Linked DNA regions of Mus musculus: region 1 is linked to region 2. Evidence: chromatin loops called from intact Hi-C (ENCODE). Cell type or tissue: heart. All regions are shown on one strand. Each heading gives the region's core, and the rest is flanking DNA. Links, peaks and the distances in the headings are about the cores only.

The links. A loop is a pair of places that touch in the nucleus more often than their neighbours do. Peaks named below come from ENCODE experiments on the same cell type or tissue, not always from the same donor. Only the 100,000 strongest peaks of a DNase experiment are listed, where the experiment ranks them.
Region 1: it touches region 2 in a loop (5-fold over the local background); 2 of 42 quality-filtered maps call a loop at or near these places.

Annotation. Positions count from the first base shown.
Region 1 is chr6:108,231,690-108,234,594 of GRCm38, reverse strand. All of the region lies in intron 2 of Itpr1 (inositol 1,4,5-trisphosphate receptor 1), which reads right to left. Among named protein-coding and RNA genes, the nearest start is that of Itpr1, 20 kb to the right of the region's middle. In heart, for the core only: a CTCF peak has its summit at 2,108; a DNase peak (open chromatin) is centred at 1,204; H3K27ac peaks cover 1,458 bases.
Region 2 is chr6:108,305,249-108,308,153 of GRCm38, reverse strand. The region is part of intron 4 of Itpr1 (inositol 1,4,5-trisphosphate receptor 1); the gene reads right to left. Among named protein-coding and RNA genes, the nearest start is that of Itpr1, 94 kb to the right of the region's middle. In heart, for the core only: no CTCF peak of the experiment used is centred there; DNase peaks (open chromatin) are centred at 1,023 and 1,663; H3K4me3 peaks cover 1,340 bases; H3K27ac peaks cover 2,141 bases.

The DNA.
Region 1 (2,905 bases), core at 147-2,646, 74 kb after region 2:
TCTCACTGTAAAGCAGCAGATACAACCCAGGGTTCTGTAGTAGCAGAGTGTGACATAACCTGTAAGGCCTGGGACATGACAGCAATGGCAAGACATGACAGAATGAGTGAACCTGCAACCTGACAATCACAACAGGTTCCTGGACTTCAGTTGACACTAAGAATCTACAGCAGTCCTATTTGTCCCATCCAGGTTCCAGCCTGACCCCACCCGGCTTAGCTTCTGAGATCAGAGCAGATGAGAAACTCTCTGAGTAGCTTGGAGCTTGAACGCTTCAGCCCCACCATTAAGCTGAATAGCTAACGCCTGTCAAGGACTATCGTGTCCACCTCTGTGCTGAGAATAAGATTGTCTCAGAATCCTCCAGACATGTGGCACGGCGTGACATAGGTCCACCCCTCTTTTGTTGTTGGGGAAACTGAAGAACAGAAAGGTTCACATGTTCATCATAGATAATTAGTCAGACAGGAGGCACAGAGATCTACTGAGTTCTTACATGGGCTTCTTCATCAACAGTAATCCCTGGGAAAATGGAAAATGTCCACTGTTCTTATTCTCTGGGTGGCAGTGGAGAACTGTTCACTTTTAATGTTTTTTTTTAATTTATTCTTCTCTCATACAATACATCCTGCCACACCCTCTCCTCCCTCCACATTTTTTTTCTTTATGGACAATTCTAATTCATTTTTTTCCTACTGCTGAATTCCTCATTTTCCTACCTTAGTCAAATATAACACTTTTGTTAAGTCAGAAGAAAGGGTACGCGTCTTCTTTCTTGCCCATATGCTTATTAAGTAGACAAGATAATTGAACAAGTAACCTTTTGCCATAGTTTATATTTCCCCTGAAAACAGAGGCCAGTACACCCACCACAGTTAATGATCCTCAACTGGGCCATCTGCCAAAGGTCCCAACTTTAAAAAAAAAAAAATTAAGGATCATTAGGGCAGATTCATCCCCAGGGGCATCAGACAGTGATTTGTTTCTTGGATAAGTTGAGTAAGTGAACCACTTCCAGGTCTGGTTGGAAACACCTGGGTCTCCCGCTGCTCTGCCTTTAATGGCACACAGGGATAGGAGAGGGCCAGGAGGAGAGACTCTGAAACAATTATCAGTTGTGTACTGAAAGGGAAAACCGGGGCTAGCAGAGTCAAAACAACAGGCGTTTGGGGCTGGAGGGACTAGGTAGGAAGTAGGCCTGGCAGCAATCATCAGGAAGACTTCCTGTTGTTAGAGAGCTGGGTGGGAGGCCACTTCTTTATCTGATTGAGGACCATTCTGCCTGTATGCCTCTACCAGCCACACGCAGGGCTCCCAGTAGTCCTCAAACACAATGACCCGGTCACTGTGAGAAAAACAGAGCAGGTACCAACCTGCCATGCTGTCCTAACTGTGTCATAACTGCAGCTCCCAACACTACAAGGACACCCAGGGCTCCATGCCAACAGCTCTACAAAACAGGCTTAGTAGTCGACTAAGTCGACCTATGACTCCATCCTGACTCTCTATGTGTAAGGTATTTTTGTATGCTAAGCCCACCAAGACTTCTCGGCTGATGTGGACCTCTGTACATATCTCTACACTGGGGATAGACTTCAGAGACATGTCATAGGGAAGGGATGAGGCCATGAATGCAAAGTGCCTGAGACACGAGCTGACATGCTTTCAGCGTTCACTGCTAGCTCTTTTCTTCAGTTAAAAGATAAAGACTAATTCTGAAAGAATCTAAGATCTCGACCTCCATGAAGGGGGGGGGGGGTTCCTCTGTAATAAAATGTCAGCTAGGCGTTGCCACAAATGACCTCCTGTAAGACCTGTGATGATCCATTTTACTTTAGGGAAAGATAATTATCCTTCCTAATTCCTCTACTGGGAAAAAGCTGAACGGTACAGAACGACTCTCAACTCCCAATCATGAGGCCCGCAGGCCTTTCTGAAGGCACAGAACTATAGACTGAATACACACAGTGGCTTGAACCACTGGCTAAGCATGTCATCATGCATGTCTCTTGTGCACTGCTGGAATCCAGCAAAAAAAAAAAAAAAAAAGTCTCCTCTGGAAGCTCACAGCTCCTGCTTAAGTACACAGCAATTACTGCTGTCCCCACAGGGAGGCAGCCACCTCCCAAAACTTTTCCTTCTCACCTGTCTTCTGAAGTTTCAAAGGCTTCTAAATCTGTGAGGGCTGCATAGCTCTCTCACAATGGCTTACCACTTTCCTTCCACTCTGACACAGTATGGTCTCCAAAGCTCAGCGTACAGGAAGACAGAAGGCTCCGGGCTCAAAGCACCAGCACTGACTCCCAGTTCTGCGAGTTACTCAGTGTAGGAATTCACAACTTCCCTAAACCCTGCTGTCCCCCGCTCTACACTATATACATCTTGAGGTTTGGGTACATGACTGTGACAAGCACCAGCAATGCCCCTGGTATAAAGCTGTGTCACCATCTCTATGACCTACAAGCGCCACCACCCATCACCACCCCCGGCTGATTGCTGCCTAAGGCACCTGTCAGAACAGGATTTTTCCAGAATAGCTGGCCAGAGTAGAGGATAGCTGCCCTGGTGCTTCTGCACACTGCGGCCACAGCAGCCAGATGGAGTTCCCACCCCCTGTGTCCGAGCTTCTCACTGCCTAAGAAATGGGTAAAGAAAAGGGGGTGTTTGGCTGCACTCCTAGGGACAGGGCAAGAACAAACACACAAACACAGAGATCTACTCTAAGAACAGAGCAGAGGGAGTGGCACTCAGTGTCCATGTTGTTCTCTGCCTCCCAGATACTCTCTGTGTGCTCTGCTGGCCCCTTTGCCTAACTAGGATCTCCACAGATCTGTCACTGGCAACAGCATCTAGGGTTCTGCTCCTGGTTGCCCACAGCATCATCACAAGCTTTACGGCATTCACA
Region 2 (2,905 bases), core at 134-2,633:
CACCCAAGGAATGGTCATCCTAGTGCAGGATGACTTTGGGTGGCCGCACTATGGAGACAGGTGATTGGTCGGTTTCATGTTGTTCCCTCAGCATCAGGCAGCCTTGTTCCTGACACATCTTGAGTGCGGCTTTGAATCTTCTCAAGTTGGCTTGCTATTTTCTCATCAGCAGACAGAAATACATGAACCAGATAGGAGTGAATGGAGAATTCATCTGCCCAAACACCTGCCAGAGCAGGCAAGCAGGCACGCAGGCAAGCAGGCACACAGGCACGCACACACAATCGTGCAGGTGGGTCACTCCAGTGTGCCCCCCCCCTGGCTTGGGTGGGTGGGTAATACATCCTGACAGCATGGAGCTCAGGGTAATTGTGGTATTGAACACGTGCAGTCTTCCCTTCTACATCTCTCTCCCTCTACCCTAGCAAGCTGCCAGATGTCACTCCTTTGCCAGACAGTGAACTGCTGGGGATTTGGGAAAAGAGGGAAGTCATTTTGGACAGGCAGAGCTGGAAGAGAGAAATGTAGGCATGCTTTAAAAAAAGAGGGGTGACCGGGGGTAGGGGGTGTGGGGGGTAGGCTTCACCAACAAGTTCTAGAAAACGAAAGTGACTTCAAAGCTTGCCCAATCCTCACCACCATGGAGAGGCAGGCCATGAAAGATGGGAGGGAAAAACCGGTCTCAGGGTAGCTAGGCAGCCGCCTCAAACCATTACCAAATTCAACTTCCCTTTTTAAAAATAAATAAAAGTTTTTTAGAGAAATGTTCCTGTCTGAGCCAGGAGCAAGGACTACTCCATTAACTCCACCCTCATCTTCAGCTCCACCTTTCATCCAGAAACATCTAACTTGCATTCAACACACTACAAACTTCCTTTTTAGGCTAAAGCACAAACTAACCATGGCCTGAAAGATAAACCACACCTTCTTGTCACTCTTGTGTTCAGTCTAATTATTTTTAAAGTGCTGCTGCTCGGCTTGCCCAGGTCGGGAGGCTAGATCCCACCAGGAAGAGGAGCAGGAAGGGGAGGGGCAGCCGCCTGAGTGGGAACCACTAAGATGACTGTTTCTTTATGACACCGGAAGCCGTACTTCAGAAGATAACTGAGGACATGGATCTGACTGAAATCAATGTCATCTATCCTGTGGTAGATAAAGCCCTCCAAGAAGCAGAGCCAGAGAGAATAACGAGGGGAAAGGCAATCTAGGCAGCAGGATCCTGGGAAATGAGAAGGACCAGCCCACTTGGGGCTCGGAAGAAAGGAAAAACAAACAAACAAACAACAGAAACCAAACAAACAAACAACAACAGAAACCAAACAAACAAAACACCGGAACACTCTGGAGTCCCTGGTTTCAAAAGGAAGTTTATTCTTAACTATACACCTATTGTTAAACATCTCATTAGCCTGAGGTCCAAACATCACCTGCCCTGGAACCAGTGAGAATCCATTAGGATCCCCATTAGAACCAGGAACCCCAAGCTTCCAGCAAGCTCTAGTTCTCCTCAGGAGATGGTGGAGGGCAATAGTGCTTGAAACAGTGAAAAGGCCCTTTCCAGGAATAACGAACTCCACAGCTGACCATATAAGGCAAATGAAAGCAAAAGGCCAGGGAGGCTCTTCCTCGGAGCAGCCGGATAAGGGACAGGGACACACACCCCAACTCGAGCCTGGACTGTCTGGATTGTGGACAGGAAGAGAAAATGCTAAGAGCTACAAAAGCGAAAACACGGAGGGAGCCAAAGGAGAAGCCGGGGTGCGCTGTTTCCAGCCGGGGAACAGGCTTGGCCTGGGAACCTTCAGACACTGTGCGCTGCTGTGCACAGACCCTGTGAAACTGTGCAAACGGGCAGAGTCTGGCACTAGAATTCAAAAGTAACTGCTTTTTTTCAAATCCCCAAGTACAGACTCATAGTCTACAGCTTCTATAGGACCTCGGTGTTACATATGAACCTACACAATCAATTTCCATCTTTCAAATAAAAACATTTACAAGGCTGATTTCATCTAAGTGTTTATTTCACTGTTTTTTTCTTTTTTCTTCCAAACTAAGTCCAAAGTTCATGTTTTAGGAACTCTCCTTATAGAAGAAACAACTCGGTTCTTTAAACTATATTTTCCTCCTCCCTTATGCCAAGAGTCCTTTATATGCTGAGAAAATTTACAATAAATAGCAGAGGGGATGATTGCTATTGTTATAATAAAGGTTGGCTGTGGGGGAGGAAAACAAAACTCTCTAATACAGGGTTCAAGCTTAGATTCTGCCACTGTCTCCTGTGGGTTTTTAGAAATGTCACCAAGCCAGAGTGTGGGCATATGACAAGAGAAGACAGAAGCACCCAGACAGATGGGAAGAGAGCACATTCCATAGATTTTTCCAGAAAAACCTAGCCCTGCTTTTCCTCTCCTTGAGCCATGTAGATTTCTAAAAGCAAAGCGGCTCACTGGAAACTGTAACAAACCATTAACAAACCATCAGTCGGGAAGAGAGGTTTGTAAAGGGTTAAGTGCTCAGAAAACAGTCTGTCACCTAGTTAACAGTGTCTGCCTTCCAGGACCAGAGTCCGGCCTATCCACTTCCTTTCTGTGCAATGCCCTCTCTCACTCATTCTCCGGCATTAGTTATGTTTCGGGAGTCTGGAAAGAATCTTGCCAACCTCAGCAGTGTAGGAAGATGCTCAAGGCTATCTGCATCTTGACCCTGACCGAAGGCAGAAGCAGCAAGATATACAGGCTGGTGGGAGAGGAGAAAGTGGCCATCTATCTCCTAAATAGACTCAAAACTGGGTCAGCTGGCTCACCCTGGACACACTGAGGGAGGTAGGAGGTGTCTCACTCTCAGCGGAAACCCAGCCCTCAGGCTGTAAACTACCCAGCTACTTCTCTGGCGCGTTCCAACGTTG